2 separate regions of the Homo sapiens genome follow, and region 2 is linked to region 1. A link is a loop called in an ENCODE intact Hi-C map of the cell type or tissue named here. Cell type or tissue: dorsolateral prefrontal cortex. All regions are shown on one strand. Links, peaks and the distances in the headings refer to the core of each region. The heading gives the core; the rest is flanking DNA. Region 1 overlaps SRGAP1 (SLIT-ROBO Rho GTPase activating protein 1). Region 2 overlaps SRGAP1 (SLIT-ROBO Rho GTPase activating protein 1).

The links. Peaks named below come from ENCODE experiments on the same cell type or tissue, not always from the same donor. Only the 100,000 strongest peaks of a DNase experiment are listed, where the experiment ranks them.
Region 2: a loop joins it to region 1, with 3 times the contacts of the local background. A loop is called at or near these places in 2 of 110 quality-filtered maps.

Annotation. Positions count from the first base shown.
Region 1 is chr12:63,933,172-63,948,630 of GRCh38, reverse strand. All of the region lies in intron 1 of SRGAP1 (SLIT-ROBO Rho GTPase activating protein 1), which reads right to left. Among named protein-coding and RNA genes, the nearest start is that of SRGAP1, 96 kb to the right of the region's middle. In dorsolateral prefrontal cortex, for the core only: no CTCF peak of the experiment used is centred there; DNase peaks (open chromatin) are centred at 7,790 and 10,639; H3K4me3 peaks cover 1,548 bases; H3K27ac peaks cover 5,849 bases.
Region 2 is chr12:64,047,861-64,063,319 of GRCh38, reverse strand. SRGAP1 (SLIT-ROBO Rho GTPase activating protein 1) reads right to left here. Exons shown (of 22, transcript NM_020762.4): 7 at 182-403. Among named protein-coding and RNA genes, the nearest start is that of KICS2, 170 kb to the left of the region's middle. In dorsolateral prefrontal cortex, for the core only: no CTCF peak of the experiment used is centred there; no DNase peak of the experiment used is centred there; H3K4me3 peaks cover 1,020 bases; H3K27ac peaks cover 3,119 bases.

The DNA.
Region 1 (15,459 bases), core at 2,989-10,988:
CTAGTATCCTTGGGCACTTCCAATCTTGTGGGAAATATGAAATATAAAAAGATGCAGAAAAAATAACATTAAGTGTCCTAAGTTACAAAAACATAGGAGAAGTGACCATATTTCCACTGTATCAAGAAGAAAGGTAGGAATGGGATATCCCAAGACAGAGATGACTGTGTCCCTGACACTGGACTGTGGGAGACACCAGCATCCCTGCTGAGCAGAGTATTCTGTGGGTAATGAGAAGCCAGTGATTATTTTTGTTAAGAGAAAAACAAACAATATGGCCAGGAGTGTTCTTCAGGGAGGTTTTTCTCAAATCATGACAGGAAGGAAGAGAGACTGGGTGGGAAGAATAGTTAAGAAGCCAGTCAACTCATCAAAATTAGAAGTAATTAAGGCCAAAAGTAGGATGGTGATAATGGTAACTAAAGGAGAAAATGGAACCCAGGTCTTTTCCACTGTTGCTTTAACATTATAAAGACCTCCATTTTATTATGCATTTTAGGGCGAAAGAAAGCTGGTGATATTTTCACCTGACATAATTCCTTATATTGCTAAGGTGATGTCTGCGGAATAAAGTAGAACAGTGAGATTATATCAATAGATGAAAAAAAAGTCATTTGACAAAATTCAAATCCATTCAGGAAAAAAAAAACTGTTAGCAAAGCAAGAATAGAAGGAAACTTCCTCATTGTGATGATGGGGATGTATGAAAAACCTATAGCTAATACAATACTTAATGGTAAAAGACGATAAATGTATTGCCTGAGATTAGGATCTCTTCTAATTCACACTGCTTTTTATTCAACACTGAACTAAAGGTTGTGGTGAGTGCAATGAGCTAATTCTAAAACAAATGGGAAAATATTAAGACCTTGAACAGCCAACACTTTTGAGAAAGATTAAAAAGTTGAAGGATTTATATACTACCTGATTTCAAGACTTATTTTAAAGCTACAGAATCAATAAAGTGTGGTCTCAGCATAAAGAGAGGCATACAGATCAATGCAGCAGAAAAGAATCTAGAAAGAGATCCACACATACATAGTCAACTGACTTTTGAAAAAGGTTTAACAGGTAAAGGGAAGTCTTCAATGGATAGTTCTAGAGCAACAGGTATCCACATATTTAAAAAATTAAACCATTTCGTAACACCATAAACCAAAATTAACTCAAAATGGGCCACAGACATAAATGTAAGAGCTAAAACACAAAACTTTTAGAAGAAAACATAAGAGAAAAATTTTAGTAAACTTGGGCTAGGAAAATGCAAATTAAGCCACAATAAGATACCAATACACAGTCACTAGATTGCCTAAAATTTAAGACCCACAATACCAAATGTTGGTGATGAAGTAAGGCAAATGTAACTCTCATAGACATCTGGTGAAATTGTAAAATGGTACCATCACTTCGGAAAACAGTTTGCAGTTTCTTATAAATTTAAATATAGACCTACCATGTGATCTGGCTATTCTACTCCTAAGTACCTAAGAGAAATTAAAGAGGATATCCACATAATGACTTGTACACAAATGTGCATAGCACTTTTATTTGTAGTGGTTAAAAATGAAAACAATTGAAATGTCCATCAACTAAGTCAATGGAAAAGCAATCTGTGATTATCAATCACAATGGAATATGCGTTAACAATAAAAAGAAACTATATATACAGCAATATGAGTGAATTAAAAAAAAAATCTTTGCTAAGTAAAAGAAGCAAGACTGTCCCCCTGAAAAAATAGTACTTACTGTATGATTCCATTTATATAAAATTCTAGAAAATACAAACTAAGCCGGGCATAATGGCTCATGCCTGTAATCCCAGAACTTTGGGAGGCCAAGGCAGGTGGATCACGAGTTCAGGAGTTCGAGACTAGCCTAGCCAGCATGGAGAAACCCCGTCTCTACTAAAAATAGAAAAAATTAGCCGGGCATGGTGGTGCATGCCTGTGGTCCCAGCTACCTGGGAGGCTGAGGCAGAAGAATTGCTTGAACCCAGCAGGCAGAGGATTCAGTGAGCCAAGATCCCACCACTGCACTCCAGCGTGGGCGAGAGAGAGAGTGAGACTCTGTCTCAAAAAAAAAAAAAAAAGAATACAAAAGAAAATACAAACTAACCAGCAAGAGAAAGCAGGTCAGTGGTTGCCTGGGGACAATGGGGCTGGGAGGGACAGAAAGAAGGATTACAAAGGGGCATGATAAAATTTAGGAGTGGTGGTAATAGAAATGTTCACTATCTTAGTGGTTTCGTACATATGTCAAAACTCATCAAATTGTACACTTTAAATATATGAAGTTTATGGTCAATTATGCCTGCATAAAACTGTAAAAAAAAAAAAAGAAAAAAAAAGAAGCCATTCATAAATCCAAATAGATATAATTAAGGCCAAAATTAGGATGGTGACAATGGTAACATAAAGGAGAATACAAAAACCAGATCTTCCCCATTATTTTGTTGGCTTGTTTCTTGTTCATTACAAAGACCTCCATTTCATAATGCAGTGTAGAGAAAAAGAACACTGAGGAGATATTTTCAGTTGAATAAGCTGAATATTGTCAAGGTGATTTCTGCAAGAAACAGCTGAAGATCCTGAAAAGATAAAGGTATGTGTGGGTGAACCAGGTAGGAAGGTATGTGTGGGTGAACCAGGTAGGAAGGTATGTGTGGGTGAACCAGATAGGAAGGTATGTGTGGGTGAACTAGGTAGAAAGGTGTTGCAGAGGATGCTGCAGTCCTGCCCAGATCACTGCTCTGAGACTGAAGTGCTGGGACTGAAGTACTCAGTCTTCTAGCTGCCAAGAGTTTGGCTGTGAATGGCTCATACCTGAGTCCCTCCCCAGTAATGGACCTTGGCTAAAGAGAGCCACTTCACCCAAGATTCTGCTCCCTTGCTGGGGCCATCTCAGTTCCAGAGCTCCCCTGTGGGATTAATTCAAGCCTTGGATAGTAACAACCAAACCCATCAAAATAAGTGTGTATGTACAACAGTGACAGTATCCTACAACATTTAGACATCCCTAAACTAACAATGGGGTTAAGAACACCTTGAAGTTGTGGAATCCACAAGATAAGTTCTCCAAGATGTGGAGCAGTAAGAGTACTGGGGAAAAGATGGCTGTTAGGAATGTACCTAAATAAAGTGGGAGTTGAACAAAGAGAACACATGGACACAGGGAGGGGAACATCACACACCAGGGCCTGTTGAGGGGTAGGGGGCTGGGGGAGGGATAGCGTTAGGAGAAATACCTAACATAGATGACGGGTTGATGGGTGCAGCAAACCATTATGGCATGTGTATACCTATGTAACAAACCTGCGCGTTCTGCACATGTATCCCAAAACTTAAAGTATTTAAAAAAAAAAAACAAACAGAAAGACAAAAGAGGAAGGGAGAAAGACAGAAGCCTTTGGCCCTGAGAAGAACCATTCATTAACATTAATGGCAAGAAAGAGTTAAAAGTAAAAGTGCTGAGTCCAGATTTCTGCTGTCTGTCTTGTTGGGGAGGGGTGGGCAGAAAGAGGATGTCAAAATGATAGGAAGAGCTGTATTTGTTTTGTTTCCTGGGGCTTGGGGGACGCTTCCTGTGGGCTCTGCCAGGAAGTCATCTTTTCTGCCTGAATAATTGGATTTCATGAGAAGTGGATCAGTGGCTCCCATCCATGTCACTGCACAGTCAGAGAGGGTGGGAGGCAGAGCAGCCTACCTAGGAAGCGGTGCTTGCTGCCCGGGTGGGGTGACAGCAGTCCAAGGGTGAAGGAGCTAGCAGGGCACTTTGTGCCTCACTGTGCAGCATGCACCTGGGTTCCTGTCTGGCTACAAAGTGAACCTTCCCTTACCAAAGCTGTTCTAGGGAGCTTTTATGGGAGTGATGGAATACTTTTCCGACTGGGTTATTTCTTCTCTGCACTATCAAAGGCAACCTTGGGCCTCAGCTGTATGTCCAGTGGCATGTTTGTGAGTGGAGCAAACCTGTTTACATAGCAGAAGCTTTCACATCTACTACTGTTCCGGTGGCCCAACTGTGCAGGAGGGGTAGAAACAAAGGGCAGTCAAAAGCCCTGGCTCTAAAGCTGATAGAGACTGAATGAATGTGTGTCCCCCTCCAAATCTACAGGTTAAATCTTAATGCCCAATGTGATAATATTTGGAGGTTGGGCCTTTGGTAGGTGATTGGGTCATGAGGGCATTAGTGCCCCAGGGAGCTCCCTCACCCCTTCTGCCATGCAAGGTTGAGAAGATGACCAGAAAGTGGGCCCTTAGTAGACATTGAATCTGCCTTGATCTTGGACTTCCCAGCCTCCAGAACGGTGAGATATAAATTTCTGTTGTTTACAAGCCCTTCAATCTATGGTAGTTTGTCATAGCAGCCCAAACTGACTAAGACAAAACCCAAGCTTTGCCACTTACTATTGTGCAACCTTGACACATGACAAATTACTTAATCTTCTGGGCCTCAGTTTCCTCAATTATAAAATGAGGATGACAGCACCTTCCCGAAAAGAGTTATGAGAATCTGAGGCAATGTGCCCCCAATACATGGCTGGCCATTACCAAATGAGACAAATGCTTGCTACCCATTCCTCCTTACCAGCTGAGCTCAACCGCAGGACCTAACATGTACATATACATCCAACTGCCAAAGGGCTACATATCTTTATCTACATTATGTGAACTCTCTGTAGTGGTATTTTTCCTGAATTATAATTTAATATACATTCTTGGATTTTCTGAAGGTAGATTTTAAAAATATATTCATCTCATACCTTTCATAGGCTTTCTCCCTATGGTTTCATATTCCAGCCATGTACTGCTGATGCCTAAAAAAATCACCTAAATGTTGGTTGGCCCAGATCTCTCTGCCCAACTGCAGATCTGTATACCCCATGGCCCACTGCATATCTCCATTCTTGATGCCTTCAGGCAACTCAAATTTAACATATTGCAAACCAATCACCTTTGCCCACCTCCAACCCTCAAAAACTTACTCCTCTTCATTTTCTTATACCCCTAGAAAAAAAACATAGAATAGTTGTTAAAAGCCTGTACCCAAGAGCCAGTCAGCCTTACTTGGGTTCAAATTTCTTACCACTTACAAGCTATGTAACCTTGGAAAAATTATTTAACTTCCCTTTGCCTCAATTTCTTTAAGTGTAAAAAGTAGAATAATTAACAGTACCAGTAAGGTTTATAGGAATTAACATGCTAATGCCTATATACACTTGGATGGGGGCCTGGCATAGCTAAGAGCTCAATGAATGTTATTGTTACTATTAACTAACTCTGTGGGATATAAAAAGATTTCTCTTTGATGGTAGAAACCATAAATTTCCTATTCTCCATTGTATGATCAGCTCCTGGCACAGGGCCTTGCACATATTAGATGCTCATTATATTTTTTAACTGAGAAAAAATGTCTGCAGCTTATTATAAAATTACTATGAAGAGACTGTCAATATTTTGTTCCTTGAATGACCATTAATACAGAAATATGTACTAAGAAAAAAAAATACTGTTTCTCCTGGTACAGTGGCATACTTCCCTCCACCAGATAATAAGTGACGTACAACTCACTGAGCTTCCCTTTCTGAAACTTTCGAGAAACATACGAACTTGGGATTAATTTGTAGTAACCAGACTTAGCTTAGATTTCCTGGTACCTATTACTCTGAAGAGCCCCTTTTCTCATTTTAATGCTTCTATTGAAAATTGGCTAAAGTAATTTTTAGATGTATTCATTTATTTTTAAAAAACCTATCTATATATTTAGTGAGCACTTTTAATGTTAAGCATTGTGCTAAGAACGATAACAAATTGTTATTGTTATTGCTAAACAAAAGAAAGCGTCTGCGCTGGGAGACGGCACTGGGAGAAGAAACGGATGGAAGGCAGGAGTAGGATAGAGGACAGGAAAGAGGCCAGGCTCAGAGAAGAAAGAAAAAAGCAGCAGAAGCAAAGTGGACTCACTAAGTGGCAAGTGTCTGTGATGGTAATAATGGTTCATTATGTTTGCTGAACAACTACAACACTGATCATAAAGTGGAAAAAACTCTTCTGAAGATCTAGACCGGTGGAGGCACCCCACAGAATCCCTGGGCCCAGCTGGGACTGAAAGAGAACAACAGCATATCAGCAGAAATCTGAAGCAATGAACAAGAAAAAAGAATGTCATCCTACCTAACAAAGTGTACCAAATCTTCCAAATAATTTAAGATGGGTTGCAATAAAGGGTAATAAACATATTTTAATTCACAATTATATCATTCACTTAGACATATTGTATATGTCATTAAATGTATATGGCTAATTTAATTACATAGAAAATCTAGCTATAAGTATTACTGTGTATAGTTATTCTCAAGTAGGTACTTTCTGTTTAATTAAAGAACTACAATAAAGTATTTTTCTTAGAGTATAAATGACCATGTTGAGGACTGCTAGAATTACAATGATGCCCATAGAGAAATTTTTCAACAAGACTACCTTTATATCCTCATTCTTTAGTACAAATAGAGGGTGTTGAGAGGGGGAGAGTTTTACAGAATTGATAGAGGGATCATAAAAGCACAGAATGTTAGGTTCTTCCTTCAAAGGAGTTCCCCTCAGATCATTACTAGCACACACTTCCTCTTGTTTTAAACAGAATTCTAATACACTCAGGATCTGATTTCCAAACCTGTGATTTCCAGGTTTGGAACTTCTGATTTCCAAACCACATGATCCCAAGGAGGGATAATGTGATAATACATATCCTAAGAAAAGCAGACAGAAAAACTAAAAATATCACAGCCAGGTGGGGTCATTCTATTCAACAGAATCCAGGCTCGTTGGCATCATTGTACCAGAGAACAAGGTTAAATTATTTCCCACAAAATGTAATATATCAGTCAAGGAAATGCTAGAAATATGTTAGAAAAGGCTTTCCACTCAAAGGATCAAGTCCTTTTTTTTTTTTTTTCTAACTGGCATGTTAGGAGGAGGAGCTGTAAGTCCTTTTTCAAAACACTTGGCTACATTGAGGATTTTTCAAAAAATGTTCACACATTTTACTGTTAAGAGACAGCTTTGGTGAAACCCAAGTGAACTTCTAAAATAAAATCCCAGTTACAATTTTAGAGAAAACCATGAGCTTCACCTCTTATGTATGCAGCATATTGTATTAACTGCAGATCAAACGGATCACAGACATTCTCGAGATACATTACTAGTTGAGCTGATGTCAAATTCAATGGACCTGATTGGTATTTTTTAACCATAAAAAAACCCATCCTATCATCCAGGTCTCCAGTTAGAAGAAGATAATTAGTTCATTTTTTGGCATGATGACAAGACCTAACAGCCATTCCTTTTTTTATTCAAACAGAAGGACAAGGGATTACAGTTAATCTTGGCAGTTGTACCAAACTGCAAAAGCGCAAACAGTAGGAGAGAAAGGTTTTTGGGGTAAAGAAAGCTAATTAATATATATTAAATATATATTAAAGACTAATTTAATATATATTTATCAGGGATTAATGTTACCTTAAATATCTTATTTACCACAATGAATGTATTTTTCATAGACCAGCAACACTAAACGATGCCAAACATCACTTCCATTCAGAAGCCATTAAGTTTCTGACACTCGGTCTCTAGAGAACACCCAGAAGAAACAATCCCAGCTCTCATCTAGAGTAAAACTGCCTTTATCAGGCCGCGGGAAGGTAATGTACAACTGTGGCAATGATAAGCGGCTAGTTGTTTTTAGGCGGCCTCCACTGTCCATATGCCGATGATGCATAATTCATAGGAGATGCCACATGCTGCCTGAGGCAGGTGCCCTTGTGAGCCTTTCTGGTCACACTCTGAGGCATGTTGCCTCCAACGATGATAACCCTGGAATGTAAGAAACAAACGGAGGCACAAACAATTTCCCTAAATACTGTTTTTAAGCTGATAGTTAGAGGTCTGCTGAACACAGAATACAATTAAGAACAATTAGCCATTCAGTGGCACAACCACAGACAGTTCTCCTTGTGGCCTATATTTTAAACAAAGAGCCCAGCTTTCAGGCAGAATCCTCAACTATCCTGCAAATGAAGGAAGTATAAAAACTGCTTCCTATTTCCTGGCTGACCTCAATTCCAGACAGCAAACCCCCACCCCCTTAACACATGGCCCATCCCCTTCCTCCCCTGACACAAACACTCCTTGATCATAGCTATTCTGCTCAGCCTTTTTTTTTTTTTTTTTAAGTAGGGGAAAAGATAAGCAGTTGTATGAGAAAGAGGCATTTGACATAATATCAGGCTGGGCCACAGAAAAAGAAAAAGGCAGGATGGAGTGGGGGATGGAAGGAGAGAAGAAATTCAGTAGTAAGAAATGGGAGACAGAGGCCAGGTGCCATGGGTCACGCCTGTAATACCAGCACTTTGGGAGGGCGAGGCGTGTGGATCACTTGAGCTCAGGAGTTCGAGACCAGCCTGGCCAACATGGTGAAACCCCATCTCTACTAAAAATACAAAAATTAGCCAGGCATGGTGGGAGGTGCCTGTAATCTCAGCTACTTGGGAGGCTGAGGCAGGAGAATCGCTTGAACCCGGGAGGTAGAGGTTGTAGTGAGCCGAGATTGCGCCACTGCATTCCAGCCTGGGCGACAGAGAGAGAGACTCTGTCTCAAAAAAAAAAGAAAAGAAAAGAGAGATAGAAAGATTGTTTCATTTCTACAAGAGAAAATGGTTAGGAGTGAAGACAACACACTCACTGGACTTGAGAGTTGCAGAGACTTTACAGATCTTTAGGTTCAATCTCTCCATTTCACAGAAGGGAATAAAGGTTTGGAGCCATGGAGCCACCTTCCAGGGTCATGTCAGGTGTTTATCCTAATTAGAGATTTTCTAAGTATGAGCACCCTTGGGAGAAGATGCTAGCTTAACACTAGGAATAATTCTTCTTCTCCTGAGAAACAACTTGTTTTTTACTTCTTGGTTGCTGTTCACAACCTGGTGTTTAACAGACCAGGTTTCCCTTTTCACTGGAAGAAAAAACTTCACAGGAAGCCAGGGGCCCACTCATTAACCTGCACTTCAAACACTATGGGGTGCATTTATCTTGGTCTCTTTTCTAGCTTCCCTGGATGCCTTTTTTTCTCCTCCTTTCTTTCGGGTCTTCCATTTAATATTTTTGTTCTTTTGTATTTTATGAATCCTTGCAAGTTCCCTTACGCCTTTCTGAAGCAAAAACAGTATATTGCAAATATCTTATAGGACACTTGCCATTCCAAGGAACTTGAAATATTTTCTTTGTTCATATAGTCTCACTGGAACTTGCTGAGGAGGGAGGTTGAGTATTACTCCTCTACTTTACATCCTCCCGTTAAGAGTCTGAGATCTGTCTTGGGATTGGTGCTCTTATACTTATCTTCTCAGAATATACTTCCTCCTAAGTAAGAATTGGTATACTAATTGACCACTCAGTGCAGAATTTTTTGTTTTCTAGACAAGGTCTTGCTCTGTGGCCCATGGTGGATCTAGTGTGCAGTGGTGTGATCACAGCTCACTGCAGCCTTGATCTCCTGGACTCAAGTGGTCCTCTTGCCTCAGCCTGCTGAGTAGCTGGGACTACAGGCAAAGCCATCACACCTGGCTAATTTTTGTATTTTTTTGTAGAGATGGGATCTCACCATGTTGTCCAGGCTGGTCTTGAACTCCTGGGCTCAAGCCATTTTCCCACCTCAGCCTCTTGAAATGCTGTGATTACAGGTATGAGTCACTACACCCAGCCCAGATTTTCATATCAAAAAAGTATATCACAATTTGCTCAGATTAAATTGAAAAGTATATTAGCAAACCATATGCCTTTAAGGTCAATTTTCATTCAACTTAAAGGAATTTCAGGCTGGAAAAAAAAAAAAACCTAAAAACATTTCTGAAGAGATTTCACAAACAGTAGTAGAAGGTGCTAACATGGTAAAAGTTATTGCTTCACTCTATTTCCATATGTGTGCAAATAGCATGATAATCTATACCACCTTCCAGCTGTTTAACCACACAAGGCATCATTGTTATTTGGACAATATTGCCTAGAAAGGAAGAAAAGAGAGGAACAGGGAAGGCAATCAACTATTCTTTTCTGTTCACTTTCCGTAAGGATGGGATTGGCTTGGGCTAAGGTAAGGGGTCTTTCTCAAACTTCAGGACACAAGCAACCAGCCAGTAAAAACCCACCATGGCTCCGCAGTAACAGGTGACAGGCGAGCACAACCGGACACCCTGGCAAGCCTGGAAGACTCCACCCCGAACCAGGGCGGCATCTGCTCTTCCACCTCTACAAGGGCTCCTAAAGATCCCTGCATAATTCATGGGACTCAAGGAGAGGTGAAATGTGAACTGGCTAAAATGTAAGCATTTACATTTAGAAGCAGAGGAGGCACCAAACCAGGCTCAGAAATATAAAAACAGGCCTTTGGTGTGGCTCTGCAGCTTCCATCTCTACTCTCCTGTGCATCTCCCTTGCCCTGGGCCCTTTCTTCTCTGGCCACATGACCAGCTTTGGATGCTCATCTCAGTAGAAACCGCTGAGGGTTCCTCTCCGGAGACTGTTACACATGGCTTAGTCCACACAGACAGTGTGCCAATGTGTAAAACACTCAACTTACTTTTTGGCTGACCTGGTCATCCAGGGCTGCCTGCTGCTGTGTGGGGAGATGTTGGAGATTCCAGGCCAACCGTGCCACGGGGCGCTTCTGGACACAGTGTGCTGTTTCCACATGCTGTGAAGGGGCACGCAATACCAGGAAAAAACAAAGACTCCTGATGTGGGTAAAAAGAATAAAGAATAAGAAAGCGCTGTGGCTTTGCATTTAGAGTGCACCCGTTTTATTAGTTATTAGTGAGGGACAGCAGTTTAAGGCGAGCTCCTAGGTGTTAATATAACATGCTACATGTCTCATTAAGAAGCTACAAAAGGCCGTTTATTGTTCTCACGCTAAAGGTCCCTGTACACAGAGAAATCAAAACGTCAGGATTTTCCTGTCTTAGTCCTAAGGGAGATCAGTCTTTGAAGAGGATATCAAGCTATCCAAATTCAGCATCCCTGCTTTAATTAATCTACCATATGGGGCCCAGATGTCATAGACAAGTCACATTTGAACTAAGTAATTCATAGAATACTACTACATTTCATTTGCAGTATGGATAATGCTAAATTATCCACATCTAAAGAGAAATGTTCTTGGGGTTTCTGGTTTTCCCTTATTTCAAGTTCTATAGTAGATTATATATAAAATGGTACACATATAGATATACAACTTGTCACCAAGATGAAAGGACTTTTAAAGACCTGCCTCTCTTTTTGTGCTGTATGATTATGGGCCATTGTCAGCAACATCCCAGTTTTTCCTACTAAATGAGAAATTAACTCTAGCCTGGAATTCTTAGGTTTCTACAATCTAATCCCAACTTAATTTTTTGATGCAGTTATCATGACCAACCAATGTGCAACATCCACTGATCCCAACATGAGATTCATGTGCCAAATGCTGAGCACACTTTCACTCTCTGCTGCTTTTCTTTTCTTCCCTCTCCTCTGCTTTGGATCCCTAGCTCCTAGAATGTTACCTGGGCATAGAACAGGCATTCACTCCAGAACTGATGAATTAAGTACCACATCTCTCCACTGATATGGCGCTCTCTCATTTGAAAAAGCAGAGGGAAAACAGAAAGATTTGGAATTGGTAAATTTGGATTTGGGTCCTTAGGCAAGTGGTATCCTTTTAACTTCAGTTTCATCATCAGTATAGGGAATAATTATTTATATATTACCAACTTTGCAGAATTGTTGTTCAGATCAAAGTCAATCTTGGATATGAACAAGTTAGCAAATTGTAGAATTGATATATCAGTGAGAGAACTTTGGGCCCAATTCAAACTGGCTTTACACAATAAGGAAATTAGTTATCTTACAAACCTATAAGTAAAACGGAAGAAACTAGTTCACCTACACACGCTGGCTGAACAATGGTATTGATGACTCTGGTGCCCTCTATGTCTTCACTGTACTGTCTACACTTGTCTACTGGTTCCTCTTGTGCAGCAGCTCCGGGTGTCATATGAGACCAGAAAAAGTCCACAGACAATGAAGGGTCATCTCTCTTAGTGTCTACAAAAATTCTCAGAAGCACCTGAGCACATGTCCCCTTGCCGTCCCATAGGCCAAAACTGGGCTACATATCCAACTGTAAGCCAATTTCTGATAACTGGAAAGGAACTATCCTAACTGAAGAAAATTGGGGCTCTTCCAATATAGAAAGGGAATATGCTTACTGGGGAGGCAACTTGTCTCTGATGCAGTAATAACCTATAAATTTGAAATCTCATCATTATTATGGTATTATCTACTCTTCAAGCTCCAGCTTGAGCCCCAGTTCCTCTACATATACTCACTACCCAAGCCCAATCCTCTGGATTCGTGTATCTCTTATTGTACTTACTTCTCATTTGGTACGTCCTGCACACTGTTGGGCAGTCTCTTTTTAAAAAAATAACTGTTATTATAACACTAGTAATAAATATTCATTTAAGAAAATTCAGAAATATATTAAGAAAATAAAAGTTACTCCTACTCTCATCAGAGGAGATAACCACTATTAAACTTTTGGAATATTATCTTCCACCTTTTTCCCTTTTTTCTGTTTGTGACTGTTGATGTATGAAAGAAGAGTCTCTTTTTTGGGTATAAATGTTCCTGGATTTCCCAGCTAAAATTTAAACTCACTAAGAGCTGGAATTCTCCATGTTTCTTTCCAATTTTTCATAACAGTTACAGGATCTCAAGACACTTGCTGCTTCATATTTCTGTAGATCACACAAAGAAACTTTAATCTGCTCTATTTCTTTGGAGGATTAGGAAGAGGTTAATATAACAACATCATAAAACACAGCCAATAATTTTTCAGATATTCCTTTTTACCAATACTTATAAGAAAGCTTATTAAACTTTCTGGCAATAAAATACCTAGTGATATACTGTTTTCTGTAAGTGTTATTTTTGGACCAGAAAGTATTGTGTCATTTCCTTGATATTTAGCAATTTCATTTATACTTATAATTGAAGCCATTCTACTGCTTAAAGACATGATACCAAACTATGTAGATTAAATATAATTTTAGAACATATGATTCTCAGAAAATTCACTTCATAAAAGATAAATTCACCAAAACTTTTGTGTAAATCAGTGTTTCTATACAACCAAGTCACATTTTCAAAGTGTTGGAGTAAGTGGTTATTTGAAAAAAATAGAGCATAAATATTATAATAAAATAAATGGTCTTCGACTAATTTATCTGCTTTTCGGTCTCAGGTTTTGCCAACAGAGTTTTCTTAAATTAAGGCACAATTCCACGAGGCATAAAGCCCATGATAAATATTCCATTGCTCAGACTCTCCATATGACTTCATGGGCTCATTTTTATTTAAAAAAACATTTACTTTTTGAACATCTACTGTGTGCCAGGCTCTGCGCCAGCCACTGGGAGTTGAGTGGTGTGGAAAAACAAAGACATACCCTCCTCTCCCGATGTTCACAGGCTGGTGGAGAGCCAAGGGCACTGCCAAGAGGGTCTATGGGAAATTAAGACTTTTTGTCCTAATGACAACGCCCAAAGACAAAGCATCTGATTCTCGCCACCATCTTTTTGCCTTTCTATTCTCCATCTCCACTAATTAAACAAGAACAAACATGTCTACATTGAAACACACGAGTTTAGATTAAAATAGTTACTGGGAAAAAAAATGAGGTGAGGTAGGGATATTATAGAACCTCTTCAGGAAATCAATGAAAATATGTAGAACAACCTGAAAGTCCAGAGGAAAGGGCCAGGCAGGGGCTGAGCTGCTGCCTCAAATTTCCTTCCACTCTTGTTAACTTATTGCAGTTAGTATCTTTGAGGTATCCAGGGCATCCATCAGTCTATGGATATTTATGGAGCAGATTGTTGGGGGGGGTGGTGGTTGTGCTCAGATCCTGGAAAAATCAGAGATTATGGACCAATAAAGGGCCAACATAAGCTTGAAATAATAATGTATGAAAATAGACAAAAATATAAGAGTTGTTGCAAAGTGGGTTGTGCATATAGCAAACAATGGAGCTGTAAAGAGTTCTACGAGTTCAGAGGAAAGAAGGACTCTGATGTGCCAGGATATTCCAAGGACTTAGTGGAAGTGGTGGGATAGCTGCAGGGTTTCTTCGGATAGGTGGAATGGAGGCAGAAAGAGAGATGGGGGAAGCCATCTCTCTTGGGAGGCCAACCCAATGGGACTGACTCAAAAGCAGCTGGCAGTACGGGAGTAGAGCTCACTCAGGAGGTGAGATCTGGGTTTACTGACTTGAGAGGCAAAGGTGGAAAGATAGACAGCTGAAGCAACACAATGGATGGGCTCTCTGAGAGTTGACATGCCTTGTCAAGTGCAGAGCTTCCATGTGGGCAAGAATTAACTGACATAAGTAGGAAGAGTCTCCTTGTTTTTTTCAGGTTAAGGTTTTCACTCTTAGGAAAGTTATATCTCAGGGCAAAAGGACGATATTCCTAAGGGCTTTGGACACAACTTCTTTACTTGAAGATTTACTTTGGCATAGAGGTTATTTTAAAGTGACAAGGATGGCTTTTTTCCTTGGGTGCCTTCCCACATGTGCCAGAATTACTTATATTTATAGTAAGTGGCTTGTCCTTTTTATTAACATTGTTGTGACATCGCTGATTTCAATTTTACCTTATGCAACACTAAAAACTTCCATGAATTACCATTGGTTCACCTAAAATTTGCAAGATTGCTTTATTAAACCTGGGACTAGTTATTAAAGTTTTATGAGCTCCACGGGTTTCCTCACATTAGATTCAAGCTCTGACTACTCAAGCTTTTTGTTGTAAATGGTTCACTTTTAGTGTACTTGTGCATCCCTTTCAGAAAGAAATGGAAAAGAAAGATAGTTCTTTTAACACTGTCCTTTAAAATAGTCCCAAAATGTAGCAAGATACTTACCATCTTTTCTATATTTTCTAAATAGCATTTATTAGATATGATGTTTTCAATATTCAGTGCTGGTTAACCTGCTTTTTGTGTTTGTGTGTAGGTTTTTTGTTTGTTTGTTCTTGGTATGCTTCTAAATCTCAGCTAGGGATCTGGGTTCATAGACATTAATAGTCCCCATGCCCACAATTTACTGAATGAAAAGTGGTTTCCTTTTCTCCATCCTTATACTTCCCTACCACATATAACCTAGGTATGCATCTGTGTATTATCCCTCTACTCATGCATTCTTTGGGTGCCAAAGAATGAACCCCTCTTCCAAAATATGCTCTCCCAAGAATGGCAAAACCACCACTCTGCCTGCAAGGACATATGGTTCTTTTTATTATTATTATTATTATACTTAAAGTTTTAGGATACATGTGCATAACGTGCAGGTTTGTTGAGAGAGTCTCGC
Region 2 (15,459 bases), core at 2,374-10,373, 120 kb before region 1:
TGAGTGTTTGACGTTTGCTTTAAAAGGCGGTAGCGACTAATCTTAGCATTATATTAAGAGCCTCTGCAAGGACAGGAGAGAGAAAACAACTGGGAATTATTACAACTGTTAGATTATAGCAAGTGAGGAGAAATATAAGTGAAGAGACAATTCATTATTTTAAAAATGATCAATTACTGACCTCATCACCCATGTGAGACTGAAACTCAAACTTCATTGGTGGACAGAACGCAGCAGGGTACATCTCCATGAATCTCTGCTTATCGCTCCTGGGCTCTAAATTATCAACTGCATTCTCAATAATGTCTAAGCCCTCATGTCTGGAGGTTTCAAGGTTGTACTCCGCAGACAGATATGTTCTTAGGGCTCTGTTCAGACTTGCATGGTAGCCAAGATCACAGCACTTAAAAAGTAAAAGAACACCACATACAAAAATGAATGCAAAATTGATCAAAGACAAAAATGTGAGACCTACAGCTATAAAACTCTCAGAAGGAAACATGGGGGTAAGCTTTCATGACATTGGATTAGGCACTGGTTTCTTGGATATGACATCAAAAGTACAAGCAACAGATGAAAAAATAAATTAGATTCATCAAAATTGAAGACCCCCCGTCTCTACTAAAATACAAAAAATTAGCCAGGCATGGTGGCACGCACCTATAGTCTCAGCTACTCAGGAGGCTGAGCCACAAGAATTGCCTGAACCTGGGAGTTGAAGGCTGCAGTGAGCCAAGATAGTGCCACTGCACTCCAGCTTGGGCTACAGAGCAAGACTCCATGTGAAAAAAAGAAAAAAAAAAATAGACACTATCAAGAGAGTGAAAAGAGAACCCACAGAATGGGAAGATATTTTTGCAAATCACGTATCTTATTAGGTACTTATATCTAGAATATATAAAGAACTCTTACAACTCAATAATAAAAAGACAAAGTCTAATTTTAAAATGGGCAATGAATCTGAATAGACATGTCTTCAAAGACGACATACAAATGGTCAACAAGCACATGAGGAGATGCTTAATATCACTGGGAAATACTAATGATAATCGGAGAAATGCAAGTCAAAACCACAATGAGATACCACTTCACACCCACTAGGATGGCTGCAATCAATAAGACAGACAATAGCAAGTGTTGGAGAGGATGTGGAGAAATTGGAGCCCTCATACACTGCTGGTGGGAATGTAAAATGGTAGAGTCACTTTGGAAAGCAATCTGGTAGTTTCTCAAAAGTTAAACATAGAGTTACCATATGACTCAGCAAATCTGCTCCTAGATATATAAGAGAAATGAAAACATATTTCCACCTAAAAATGTGCACACAAATGTTTATAGCAGTATTATGCATAATAGCTAAAAGGTAAAAACAATCTAAATGTCTACAAACTAATAAATAAAATATGGTATAGCCATATCATTAAATATTATTCAGCCACAAAAAGGAAGGAAGAACTGATACATGCCATAACATGGATGAAACTTTGAAAACATTATTCTAAGTGAAAGAAGCAAGTCACAAAAGACCACATATGATTTTATTGACACGAAATGTTCAGAAGAGATAAATCTATAGAGACAAAAAGTAGATTGTGGTTAATGAGGGCTAAGAAGAGGGAAGAAGTTGGGGGTGATGGCTGAGAGATGCAGGATTTCTTTGTGGGATAATGAAAATATTCTAAAATTGATTGTGGTGATGGATATACAACTCTCAGTATACTGAAAGACAGCTGTAGATTTATAATGGGTGAACTGTGTAGTATGTGAATTGTATCTCCATAAAGCTGTTAAAACATAAAAGAGGCAAAATCAAATACCAAAAGAAAAGAATGAAAAATAGCATTCAAGTTTTATTTGTGCAATACTGATACTGATACAATCATTTATTGAAATCTGTGTAGGTTGCAAATACACTAACTACAATATTTTGAATTTGCATATTTTTATTGAAGATCAAGAATAAACTTTTAGAAGTGAGAAGAACAGGTTAGAATCTGCCAAAATAGTCTAGGAATGCCTTCCCTCTTATCCCCAGAATAAAATTCTTAAATAATAAATGATTGCCAAAGTCTGCTTATTGGAGATAGAATTTCATTTAGTATTCCTAGGAATATAACAGCTTTGAGATTCTTGAATCTTCATTATCTTTAATTTGCATTTGTATTTTTTCATGTTGCATTTTAAGAGAATATGACTTGAAAAAAAGCATAATACTGGAAATTAGTAATCAATTACTGACAGGTTCATTTTCAATTTGTACATAAAAGCAGTATAAATCACTTAAAGAGGAAAGAAGTGACTTTAAAGTTACAAAACCAGGTCCTTTCCCTATATTGTTCCAGTGAAGTTCAATCAATTCAGTTTGATTCAATTCAACTCACTAATTGGCCATGGATTAAGTGCCAGGGAATATGCTAGGCTCTAGGCATATAAAGATTGGAACATAGTAAATAAACTATCTCCATCCACAAGGAATTTGAACATAAGCTGTCCGTTGGTTTGCTGTTAAAATAGTGGAGGAGTCGCAAAGAAAGCAACTTTTGTACAAAGGATGTATCTACCAGGATGTGAAACATTGGATCTGTCTTCACTGACCTGTCTTTAGAACCTGTTTAATTCCACCCTTGGAATTAAATTAAATAGGTTGGTCCTTACAACTAACCTATTTAATTCTAACCTTTACCCTCCAATTTCAGAATTATTAAATTTGAAATTTTTATGTAAAGATATTCTAAAATCTTGCTATTTAAAATTTAGTCTGTGGACTAGCAGCAATGGCATCACCAGGGGCTTGTTAGAAATGCTGGATCTTGGCTGGGCGCGGTGGCTCACGCCTGTAATCCCAGCACTTCAAGGGGCCAAGGTGGGAGGACTGCTTGAGCCCAGGGGTTCAAGACCAGCCTGAGTAACATAGTCAGACACTGTCTCTACAAAAAATTTTAAAAATTAGCCGAGTATAGGGGTGGGTGCTGTGGTCCTAGCTATTCAGGAGGTTGAGATTGGGGTATCACTTGATCCCGGGAGGTAGAGGCTGCAGTAAGCTGAGATTGTACCACTGCACTCTAGCCTGGGCAGCAGAGTGGGACCCCTGTCTCAAAGGAAAAAAAAAAAAAAGAAAAAAAGAAAGAAAGGAAGGAAGAAAAAAGGGAAGGAAGGATGGAAGGAAGGAAAAAGAAAAAAAAAGAAATGCAGGATCCTGAGTTCCACCCCGACCTATTTCAGAATCTGAAGATTAAAAAGGATCCACAGGTGATTCATATGCACATTAAAAGTCTAAGAAGCAATGCCCTAAAACAATCATCAAGTAAATGGGCCTGCAACCATGTCTTTTGGGGGTGCTATTTCCCCAAGCAGAAAAAAGGACTTGATTAAAGATGACTTGATTTAAAAAAACAGAAAGTAGCTGTGACACCATAATTACAAATACAAGCAAAATACAATTGTGAAATGCAGCAATCAGTCTCATCATTAATACATTTCCAGTGGAATCAGCTGCACTCAAATATAGAGAATGATTCATTTTGGTTAATTTAGAAATTCTAGTCCCAGATGAACAAAGTCCTCTTGTATTCCTCTTGCTTTTCAAAATCTATAATGGTTGTGTGGAGCGGTTTTATACATATCAGAGGGCCTGAAAAATTATTCTATCTTTCAAGAAAGATAGGAAATTTGCGTTAATGAAAACACAAATTTGTAAAGGAAATGACCTTTTTTTTTAGATGTACCAGTGTTTAAAAACATCTCACTATTCTGAAAGAAGATAGATTCTACTGGATTATAATGCAGCAGATGAGACAAGCTGTTCTATTTTATGAGTATTGATTCCAACGGGACTTAAAAAATTGAAATCAAGAGGAATGAAATCAGGAGAAAAGCCTCCACCTCCCACAAAAACCCCCAAATCTCTTAAACAACTTAAAAGAGAAAGACAGAGAGAAGGAAAAGGCAGAAAAAAAAGAGAAAGCAATCTAATCCCAACCACCAGATTGACTTGGAGCTCTGAAAAATACATACTAAATTTTCATTATTCCGAGACTTAGCTCACGCCTCAAAATTTTAAGTGTAGCTTCTTTGGGGAAATAAATATGAAGACTACAAAAGCATCGGTGCATGTTTCCATACCCAGTGCAGTCAGTTGGATTCTGCAGGTCTGGGCCCAACAAGAGATAATTTCATCGTGGCTTCCTCCTAGGCTGGGAGGAGCGTGCATGTGGCTTACTAACTGATAGAGGAGCCTCCCCAGGTGTCTTCTGAGCTTTGAGTGCTACCCTTAGGAGGCTTCTGTGAAGAGTTTTGATAGGAAATTTCCTTCTCTGACCCCTATGGTGCTTGTCAGTCTATAAGATCACTTAATTGGCTTAATTTTGTTACTTCTGATAGGCAGCATTTCTACACTCTAGGTTTTTCAGGCATCTTGAACTAGAAACAAGATACAGAAAAAAGGAAATTCTTATTCAAGGTCTCCTGAGACAGCAAGGCTAGTCACTGAATCTTTTTTTTTTTTCTAAACTAGAAACTGAAATGACACTGGATCTGTTAAGATTCAAGATACTTGGTTAAAAAGGTTTAGAGTAATTCTATGGAGCTCATGAATTATTAATGACAATATGAAAAGCCAGCCTCTGCACAAAGAGCTGAGTTATAGCCCAAGTGCATTTAGTGATGAAAATACATAAGAAACCAATACAAGATTTCATGAAAACAAAGCAATGTTCTGATGGATGAAAAATTCTGAACAGATACATAAAATTATGGATTAAAATTGGAGAAGAAAAGGCTGTTGGAAACAGAAGGGCATATGTATATTTTTAAAATATCTGAAAACCTGTCAAGACAGATTCCAATAGATATTAGTCTAAATCATCACAGTAGGCTAATTTTCTTAGGCAAAAGGGTTGCAAATAGTATCAAAATGAAGATGAAATCCAAGTACAGACGCTCCTCAATTTACAATGGGTTACATCCCAATAAACCTGTTGTTAAGTGGAAAATACTATAAATTAAAAATGCATTTAATGCCCCAATAAACTTATTGTAAAGTCGAAAAGTTGCAAGTTGAGCCATTGAAAGTCTAGATGCTCCTCTATTTGCAGTGGGGTTACGTCCAGATAAATCAATTGTAAAGCTGAAAAACTGTAAGTTGAACCAGTGTAAGTTGAGGACCATCTGTATGGAGGACTGTGACAAATGCTGAGAGTTGGCTGAAATAACATGGTGAGTATAATGTGTAATGTTAGGTATAACTGGATCACAGCTGTTCAGAAGGAATATCTTTTATTTTTTGGCATAACTCCATGATATGAGCCCTAGTGGGGTAGAAGTTTGCTCCTAAAACAGGAGTTACCATAGTGGAACTGTATGGGAAACAAGTCTGACATTCATGTTTCAAGAACAGTAGCAGCCACAGTCGTTCACCAGGGTTGCACTGGAGTAACTGGAGGGCAGCCCCAGGCTCCCATGTGACTCCAGAATTCAGCAGTTGTCGTGAGAATGGAAAGGAATTACTCTCTTCGGCAGAATTATTCTACCTTCATTTCTATACTCTGCAGAATTCTCTTCTGCAGAATTATTCTACCTTCATTTCTATACTCTGGTCTCTGTTTGAGAGACTTCTGTGATCTCATGTCCTGGGTCTTATCTCTGGGTTTAAAGAAGCCTGGCTTTGGTCATTCTAAAGCCATGGATATTGGGTATAGACTCTATCCACTCCTTATTTTGAGCCTTCTTGCAAAATAGTGCAACCTAAGCAAAGTGAATTATAAAGGACCAGAAATAGAAAAGTTCAGAGCTTTTACATAGTAGTCAAATGAAGAAAGTGGATTTCTTCTGCATAACTACCTCTTTGACCTTCTCTATTTTCCTAACTATACAGAATTTCACCCTAGATACCACAAACACATTTTGTGAGAGACAGGCATCTTGCAGGACTGAACCAGATGTCTAAACTTCTACAGGCAACTTTTACACACGAGTTTTCATATCTGGGTTCCTGAAGGTCCACAGAGAGCTAGCTGACAATTTAACTCTTCTTGTTGTTTTAAGAACTGTAACCAAGCATTTAGAAAAAGTTGTTTTGAGTTTTCTCTTGAGCAATGAAAAGATCAAAATGGCACATCTGTGTGATAGGGATGGGTACAAAGTAGCAAATAGGAGGAGTGAGTTGCATGTGCCTCAGCCAATGAGTAGGCCAAATAGATTATTTGCTGCCTAACACATCACCCACCCATATAGCAATGGACAATCATTTCCTTCAGAGGAGCTGCTACTCATTTTTCCCAGGCTAAAATCTCTGTAACCAGCCTGAATCAAATAATGAGAGAGGAGAGAGAATGAGCAAACCAAACCCAATTAAATACAGGCCAGATGGTAAATGCTATAGATAAGATAAAGGGTCAAAGGAATAGGGAGAGTTAGGGGAAAGGGTGTTGTCCTTTTATATAGGGCAGCTGAAGTGCAACATAAATGAAAAGAAGCAGTCAGTCCTGCAATGCTCTGGAAAAGTGTTCCAGACAAAAAGTGCAAAGGCCCCAGGCGAGAAAAAGCTTGGTGGTTCTGAACAAAGAAAGCTAATGTACCTGATGTATGGTGACTAAGGGAAAAGTTGCAAGAGATGACACTAAATGCAGGTAGGCATCAGTTCATACAGGGTCTTGGTGAATAGTTTGGATTTTATTCTAAGGACAATGGGAGGTCTTTGGAGAATAGGAAATAGGAATTGATATATCTGATTTATGTTTTTCTTTCTTTCTCTCTTTTTTTTTTTTTTTTTTGTGGAGTCTCATTCTGTTGTCCAGGCTGGAGTGCAATGGCATGATCTCAGCTCACTGCAACCTCCACCTCCTGGATTCAAGTGATTCTCCTGCCTCATCCTCCCAACTAGTTGGGATTACAGGCACCTAGTATCATGCCCAGCTAATTTTTGCATTTTTATTAGAGACGGGGTTTTGCTATGTTGGCCAGGCTGGTCTCAAGTGATTTATGTTTTTCAATACTCTGGCTGCTTGGGAAGAGAATGGATTTTTGGAACATATGAGTGTAAGCTTAGGAAGCTATTGCAATAGTGCAGTCAAAGAATGAAGAGGCTTAATTTAGGAAACTGCAAGTACAGCTAGTGAGAAGTGGCAGGGTTTGGGACATTTAGGAGGTAAAGATGACAGGATTTGCTGATGAATTTATATGTGTGGAACAAGAGAACTGGTTTTTAGCGGAAAGTGGCATTATTTTCTGAGGTGTAAAACATGACTAAGAAGAATGTTGTTATGTGTGTGGAGGATGATGACAGTAGGGCGAATGGATATAAATAGTTGTGTTTTGAGTATTTTACATGTTCAAGATGCCTGTTAGACATCTGGTTAGGGATGCTCAGTAGTGAGTTGATGTACAAATCTGGAGCCCAGGAAGATGATCAACGCTGGTGGTAAAAATCTAGGAGCCATCAGATGGTACTTAAGCCATGGAAGCAAGAGATAATGCCTCAGGTGACTCCCAACATTCAGAAGTCCAGCCAAAAAGGGTAAGTGAACACTGGAGACTGAGAAAAGAGAAAGAACAGCCCATACTGCAGGAGGAAACCAGATTGGTGCAGCTTCCTTTAAGCAAAGACTCCTGGAACCTCCACTGAAAAGAACTTTAAAAGCCAACTACTCTGTTCCATTGATCTATATCTCTGTTTTGGTACCAGTACCATGCTGTTTTGGTTACTGTAGCCTTGTAGTATAGTTTGAAGTCAGGTAGTGTGATGCCTCCAGCTTTGTTCTTTTGGCTTAGGATTGACTTGGCGATGCGGGCTCTTTTTTGGTTCCATATGAACTTTAAAGTAGTTTTTTCCAATTCTGTGAAGAAAGGCATTGGTAGCTTTATGGGGATGGCATTGAATCTGTAAATTACCTTGGGCAGTATGGCCATTTTCACGATACTGATTCTTCCTACCCATGAGCATGGAATGTTCTTCCATTTGTTTGTATCCTCTTTTATTTCCTTGAGCAGTGGTTTGTAGTTCTCCTTGAAGAGGTCCTTCACATCCCTTGTAAGTTGGATTCCTAGGTATTTTATTCTCTTTGAAGCAATTGTGAATGGGAGTTCACTCATGATTTGGCTCTCTGTTTGTCTGTTGCTGGTGTATAAGAATGCTTGTGATTTTTGTACATTGATTTTGTATCCTGAGACTTTGCTGAAGTTGCTTATCAGCTTAAGGAGATTTTGGGCTGAGACATTGGGGTTTTCTAGATATACAATCATGTCGTCTGCAAACAGGGACAATTTGACTTCCTCTTTTCCTAATTGAATACCCTTTATTTCCTTCTCCTGCCTAATTGCCCTGGCCAGAACTTCCAACCGCATATTCTCACTCATAGTTGGGAATTGAACAATGAGCTCACATGGACACAGGAAGGGGAATATCACACTCTGGGGACTGTGGTGGGGTGGGGGGAGGGGGGAGGGATAGCATTGGGAGATATACCTAATGCTAGATGACAAGTTAGTGGGTGCAGTGCACCAGCATGGCACATGTATACATATGTAACTAACCTGCACAATGTGCACATGTACCCTAAAACTTAAAGTATAATAATAAAAGAAAAAAAAACTTAAAACAAAACAAAACAAAAAAAGCCAACTACTTCAGTCATCCAACTCATTTCAGTTTTTAAATACCCTTTCTATCACAAAGGGATAAAACCATGCCTAAATCAGTTTACATTATCTCTACAATATCCTAACCCATTTAACATGATCTCTCCATAATCTTCCTAATAGGAGTTCATGTCTAATGGGGAATACAGTACTACAATGGGACAGGTTTCCATGGACAAATCTTAATACCGTTATATGGGGGAAAAGTCAAACTAAGAAAACTCTGAACTCTGAATAAGTTGCTTTTTAATTAAACACATGTCCCAAGACACAAAAAAGATAAGGCTAAAAGCTTTAACGTAGCTGATTATTCAGAAAAGATAAAAAAGGATGGCAGGCAATATATGATGTAATCTAATTTCAATCTTATTCTGCATAAATGGCCAATAAAACACATGTGACAGATAATCTCTATGAAGAAAACTGGCTGGAGTAGGGGATTATTCCTTGGCAATATTCCATAATTATAATAACAAAGATTTATCTTTCACGCTTTCAACCAACCTGCAAATGTTTATAGGGAGAAACTGGAGACCATGAAACTGTACTGCAAGGATGACAAATACTTTATTATTACTGGGCAGGTGCTCTGGGAGAAAGCACGGATAGAATTTTATTGTTGAGGACTGAGTTTCTCTGAATACATTTTGAAGGTGTGGAACTGAACTGGAAGAGGCTACATTATCAGTAATGCAATTTTAAAACCAGTTGCTTTAAGAATTCCATATTTTCAGTGTGTTGAATCTGATTATAGATCAGAGGATCCTAGCATTAAGACTTGTACTCTAATTCTTTTCTCTTAGCAAATCATAATCTTTTGGAACTCTCAGCATTCAATTACAAATATTTGTTGCCTGTTATGATTTTTCTTCTAGTTGTAACACATCCTAATTCTTACAGGATAATAAGTTATAGGCTCTTTTGCACTTAATATTGGGGATAATAATTATCACTGATATTTAAACTATTATTTACAAACACTACAATCTATTTTCCTCTACAATGATACCTTTATTCTCCCAACCAATTAAACTTCCTTTGGCCAATATTTGCAATATATTTATTCTTACAATTTATATTTATTCTTTAGCATGACATAATAAAAGTCCTTATTTGTTGTGAAATTAACAGTGTATTCCACTTCCCACTTGATTCCAAGCTAAGAGATTGTTATTTTACAAATTAAAATTTATTTAGGACTTTCTTCAGAGACAGAGGAGAAGCACTCTTAAAAGTCTTCTGTTTTAAGTGATACTCCAGGTTAACTAACACTTGCTTCATTTTATAAATCAGGATCCGCAAACTAGAGCCTATGAGCCAAATCCAGCCCGCAGCTTGGTAAGGTAAAGAAAGTCTGACTGCAATACAACCACACCCGTTTGCTTACTTATTATCTATGGCTACTTTTGCACTAGAGTTGAGTAGCTGTGACACAGACAATATGGGCTCACAAACCCTAAAATATTTACCATCTGGCCCCTTACAGAAAATGTTTATCCACCCTTGCTCTCAAGCATAGTGACCAATGCCAAAGGCAATGTGAACACACACAGCCAGTAGGTGCTCTCTAATACTCCTCTACATTTCTGCTCCAACAATTCATCTGTATGCCTCCAAGAACAGACTGTACAATATTTGTGCCATTTATATTTATAACTATAATTTAATTACCTATGAAATAAACTGATAAAATAAGTCTAAAAAATTGTTGGAAAGACTCAGGAGTAAACAAAATTGCTATTAGGTGAGGCAAAGGTATAACAACTGTGCAAGATTGTGAAAACGTTGTACATGTCCAGAATATTTTTTCTTCATGAAAAAACCCTCAAAACTAGAAATTATAAATGATACACAACGAAAGTGATTTGTGTAAAGAAAGATTACTCTGAACTCTGTACAACAGATAAATCATTAAAAGTATATAATGCATAGTAAAAACAAAGAACAAAAAGATAAATCATAATATTAAAAGATTGGCAGGTACAAGTATATTGGTGAGCTTTAGATTAAACATATTTAAGGCATATATCTATCATTTTACTAATTCCATGCTTTTTCTTTTTTAAATATAAAATATGCCATACTTACAGAAAAGTACAAAACATATACGTTTATTTTGTTTTTTTTTTTGAGACTGACTTTTCTTCTTGTCGCCTAGGCTGGAGTACAATGGCGCAATCTTGGCTCACTGCAACATCCACCTCCCAGGTTCAAGCGATTCTCCTGCCTCAGCCTCCTGAGTAGCTGGGATTATAGGCACCCACCACCACGCCTGGCTAATGTTTTTGTATTTTTAGTAGAGACAGGGTTTCACCATGTTGGTCAGCTGGTCTCGAACTTCTGACCTCAGGTGATCTGCCTGCCTCAGCCTCCCGAAGTGCTGGGATTACAGGTGTGAGCCACCGTGCCCAGGTTATGTTCCTTTTAATGTTACTGATATTTCAGAAGTTCTCCAAGTTCCCCCTCCCCAGTCACAGTTCCTTCCCTTCTCCATAGACATAATTCAATATCTGGAGTACCCACAAGTGTCCAACCCTTGTTTGGTATACTACATTCAAATATTTTCAGCTGAAATAAAAGAATAGATACTTGGTTAACAATTGAGCCATTTTCTTCATTGTATTACCATCAATATCAATAAACGTTAGAGTTCTGATATCTAATATTTTTAACTTGGACTTGATCAAGAAATTAATTTTTACCTACTAAGTTTATGAAGGAGTCATGTTCAGTGATGGAACTCATCATAATGTTCATTCATTGATCCTAACAAGGCACAATTAAGTATGTAAGATTTACTAAAAATACATTTCAGTAGACCTCCAAAAACCATTATTTATAAATGATTAGAGATTTTCTACATTGGCAGCAATTTCTCAGAGAGATACAGAGAAAAAGAGAGAGAGACAGAGAGAGAAAGAGAGAATGCACTTTAGTAATTCAAACTAATATTGATAGGTAAAGGTTATCTCAAACAGATAAAAATTGAGAATTATTAAATATTTTTAAAACCATTAGATCACCTCTAAATATATAGAAAAGACAAACTTGTCTATTAAAGTGTTGAATTATTAAAAGTTTTAGCTGTAGTAGTTAACAAAAGGAGATTCCATTAAATACAGTGTCAATGACACATATGTAAACTGATTAGTCTGAAGTGCTTAAAAACATTTTAAAAATTGTTATTCCCCTTTAGTTTACATTATTAATTTTTACTGTAAGAAAGAGTTTTGCTGAACAAAAGTAAATTATAGCTCAGATGTTGCTGAGTTCCAAATTAGTAGATTTCCAGTGTAATAAAATATAAATTTGAGAGGTTTTAAAATATCCATAGTCTGTTGTAAGGAGGGAAGACTTAACTATAAAATGTAGGAAATCGAAGTCACATCACCCAAAGACAGCAATTTTAGCATCACCGTTGGTGGGTTAAATAGATGTTGTGGTATGCCTAAATAAGATGTAGCAACACACTTAATGATGTATTCTATTGCAAAGTGCTTAACTTGAACCCATCAGGCCTTTATGTAAAGTTCAACTTGCAAGAATATACAGGACAAAGAAACAGGATAAATGACATAAGGAGGTAATAGACAAATCCAGAAGCTGAGGCATTCTGAGGAACACCTGTCCGTGTCTCTTCAACAAAGAATTTTGCTGGATTAGGCTGGGCACAGTGGCTCAAGCCTGTAATCCCAGCACTTTGGGAGGCCGAGGTAGGCAGATCACCTGAGGTCAGGAGTTCGAAACCAGCCTGGCCAACATGGTGAAACCCCGTCTCTACTAAAAATACAAAACAATTAGCCGGGCATGGTGGTCCGTACCTGTAATCCCAGCTACTTGGGAGGATGAGGCAGAACTGCTTGAACCTGGGAGGTGGAGGTTGCAGTGAGCTGAGATTGCACCACTGCACTCCAGCCTGGGCAACAGAGCAAGATTCCATCTCAAAATAAATAAACAAACAAATAAATAAAAGAACTTGCCTGGATTAAAAAATACTTAAGGGACATATCATCCAGACATAATGTGTAATCCTAAATCAGATCTTGCCTAGACACATCAGCTGTGGAACATTCCTTGGGGTCACAAATGGAAATGTGGTATGTATTAGATAAGACAAAAATCTACTGAGATGGAAGGATAAAGATTATTGATTTTAAAAAGCAGGTTAGAATGCTCTTTGTAAAATATCATTTCATACTCTCCTTCTGGTTTAAAAATGTGTATATATAGGGACATAGAGAAAGTCTAGCTTTAACAATGATGATCTTAGATGGTAAGAATGTGATCACTGGAAGTCCTAGATAGTGGAATCAGAGAAGAGAAAGAAATAACGTACAAATTGGGAAAGAAAAAGTCAAATTATCCTTGTTTACAGGTGATATGATCTGATATTTGGAAAAAGCTAATGATGCCACTAAAAAACTATTAGAACAGATAAGCAAATTCAGTAAAGTTACAGGATACAAAATCAACATTTCTATATGCCAACAGCACATAATCTGAAAAAGAAATCAAGAAAGTAATCCCATTTATAATAGCTACAAATATAAAAAGATACCTAGGAATAAACTTAACCAAAGAAGTGAAAGATCTCTACAATAAAAACTATAAAACACTGATGCAAGAAACTGAAAATACAACAAAATGGAAAGATATTCCATGTTCATGGATTGGGAGAATCAATATTGTTAAAATGTCCAGACTTCCCAAAGCGGTCTACAGATTCAATGCAATCTCTATGAAATACCAATAATACTCTTTACAGAAATAGAATAAATAATCCTAAAGTTTATACTGAACCACAAAAAACCTCCAGTAGCCAAAGCCATCCTGAGCAAAAAGAAAAACACTTGAGGAATCACACTACCTAATTTCAATTATACTACAAAACTATAGTAACCAAGACAGCCATAGTAACAAAAGCTATAGTAACCAAAACTGTACTGGCATAAACATAGACCAGTGGAACAGAATAGAGAACCCAGAAATGAATCCATACATCTACAGTGAACTCGTTTTCAACAAAAGTGCCAGGAACATTGATATGGTTTGGCTGTGTCCCCACCGAAATCTCATCTTGAATTGTAGTTCCCATAATCCCCACATGTCATGTGAAGGACCAGGTGGGAGGTAATTGAATCATGGGGACAATTACCCTCATGCTATTCTTGTGATACTGAATGAGTTCTCACAAGATCTGATGGTTTTATATGGGGCTTTTCCTTGCTTGGCACATCTCTTTCGTGCTGCCATGTGAAGAAAGACGTGTTTGCTTTCCCTTCCACCATGATTGTAAGTTTCCTGAGGCATCCCCAGCCATGTGGAACTGTGAGTCAATTAAACCTCTTTCCTTTATAAATTTCCCAGTCTTGGGCAGTTCTTTATAGCAGTGTGATAATGGACTAACACAAACATACACTGGGGAAAGGTCTCTTCAATAAATGTTCTGGGAAAGTTGGATACCCGTATGCAGAAGAATGAAACTAGACCTCTATCTCTCACTATACACAGAAATCAAATCAAAATGGATTCAAGACTTAAATCTAAGACTTTGAACTATGCAACTACTACAAGAAAACATTGGAGAAACTCTCCAGGCAATTGGTCTGGGCAAAGACTTCTTGAGTAACACCCTAGAGGCAGAGGCAAACAATGCAAAAATGAACAAATGGAAACACATCAAGTTAAAAAGCTTCTGTGCAGCAAAAGAAACAATCAACAAAGTGAAGAGAGAATCCACAGAATGGGAGAAAATATTTGCAAGCTATCAATCTGACAAGAGATAAATAACCAGAGCATATAAGGAGCTCAAACAACTCAATAGGAAAAAATCTAAAATTTGAATTTAGAATAGGCAAAAGATCTAAATAGAGATATCTCAAAAGATGACATACAAATGGCAAACAGGTATATGAAAAGGTACTCAACATCACTGATCATCAGAGAGATGCAAATCAAAACTACAATGAGATATCATCTCACCCCAGTTAAAATGGCTTTTATCCAAAAGGCAGGAAAGAACTAAAGCCGGTAAGGATGTGGAGGAAAGGGAACTTGTGTACACTGTTGGTGGGAATGTAAATTAGTACAGCCACTATGGAGAACAGTATGGGAATACCTCAAAAAACTAAAAATAGAGTTATCATATCATCTAGCAATCCTACTGCTAGGTATACACCCAAAAGAAAGAAAATCATTACAACAAAGAGACATCTGCATTCCCATGTTTACTGCAGCACTATTCACAATAGTCAAGATTTGGAAGCAACTGAAGTGCCCATCAATAGATAAATGGATAATGAAAATGTGGTACATATACACAGTGGAGTTCTATTCGGCCATGAAAAAGAACGAGATCCTGTCATTTGCAACAACATGGGTGGAACTGGAGGACAATATGTTAAGTATTAATAAAATAAGCCAGGCACAGAAAGACAAACTTCACATTTTCTCACTCATTTGTGAGAGCTAAAAATCAAAACAATTAAACTTATGGAGATAGACAGAATGGTAGTGGGGGTGATTGGGAAGTGGGGATAGTTAATAAGCAGAAAAATATAGTTAGATAGAACGAATAAGAGCTAGTATTTTTCAGCACAATAGGGTGACTACATTTAAGTGTACAATAAATTACTACACAGTAATTACTACACAGTAATTTGTTGTACACTTAAAAATAACTAAAAACATATAATTGGAATGTCTGTAACAAAAAGAAATGATAAATGCTTGAGGTGATGAATACCGCATTTACCCTGATGTGATTATTATGCATTGTATGCCTGTTTCAAAATATCTCATGTACCTGATAAATTTATATACCTA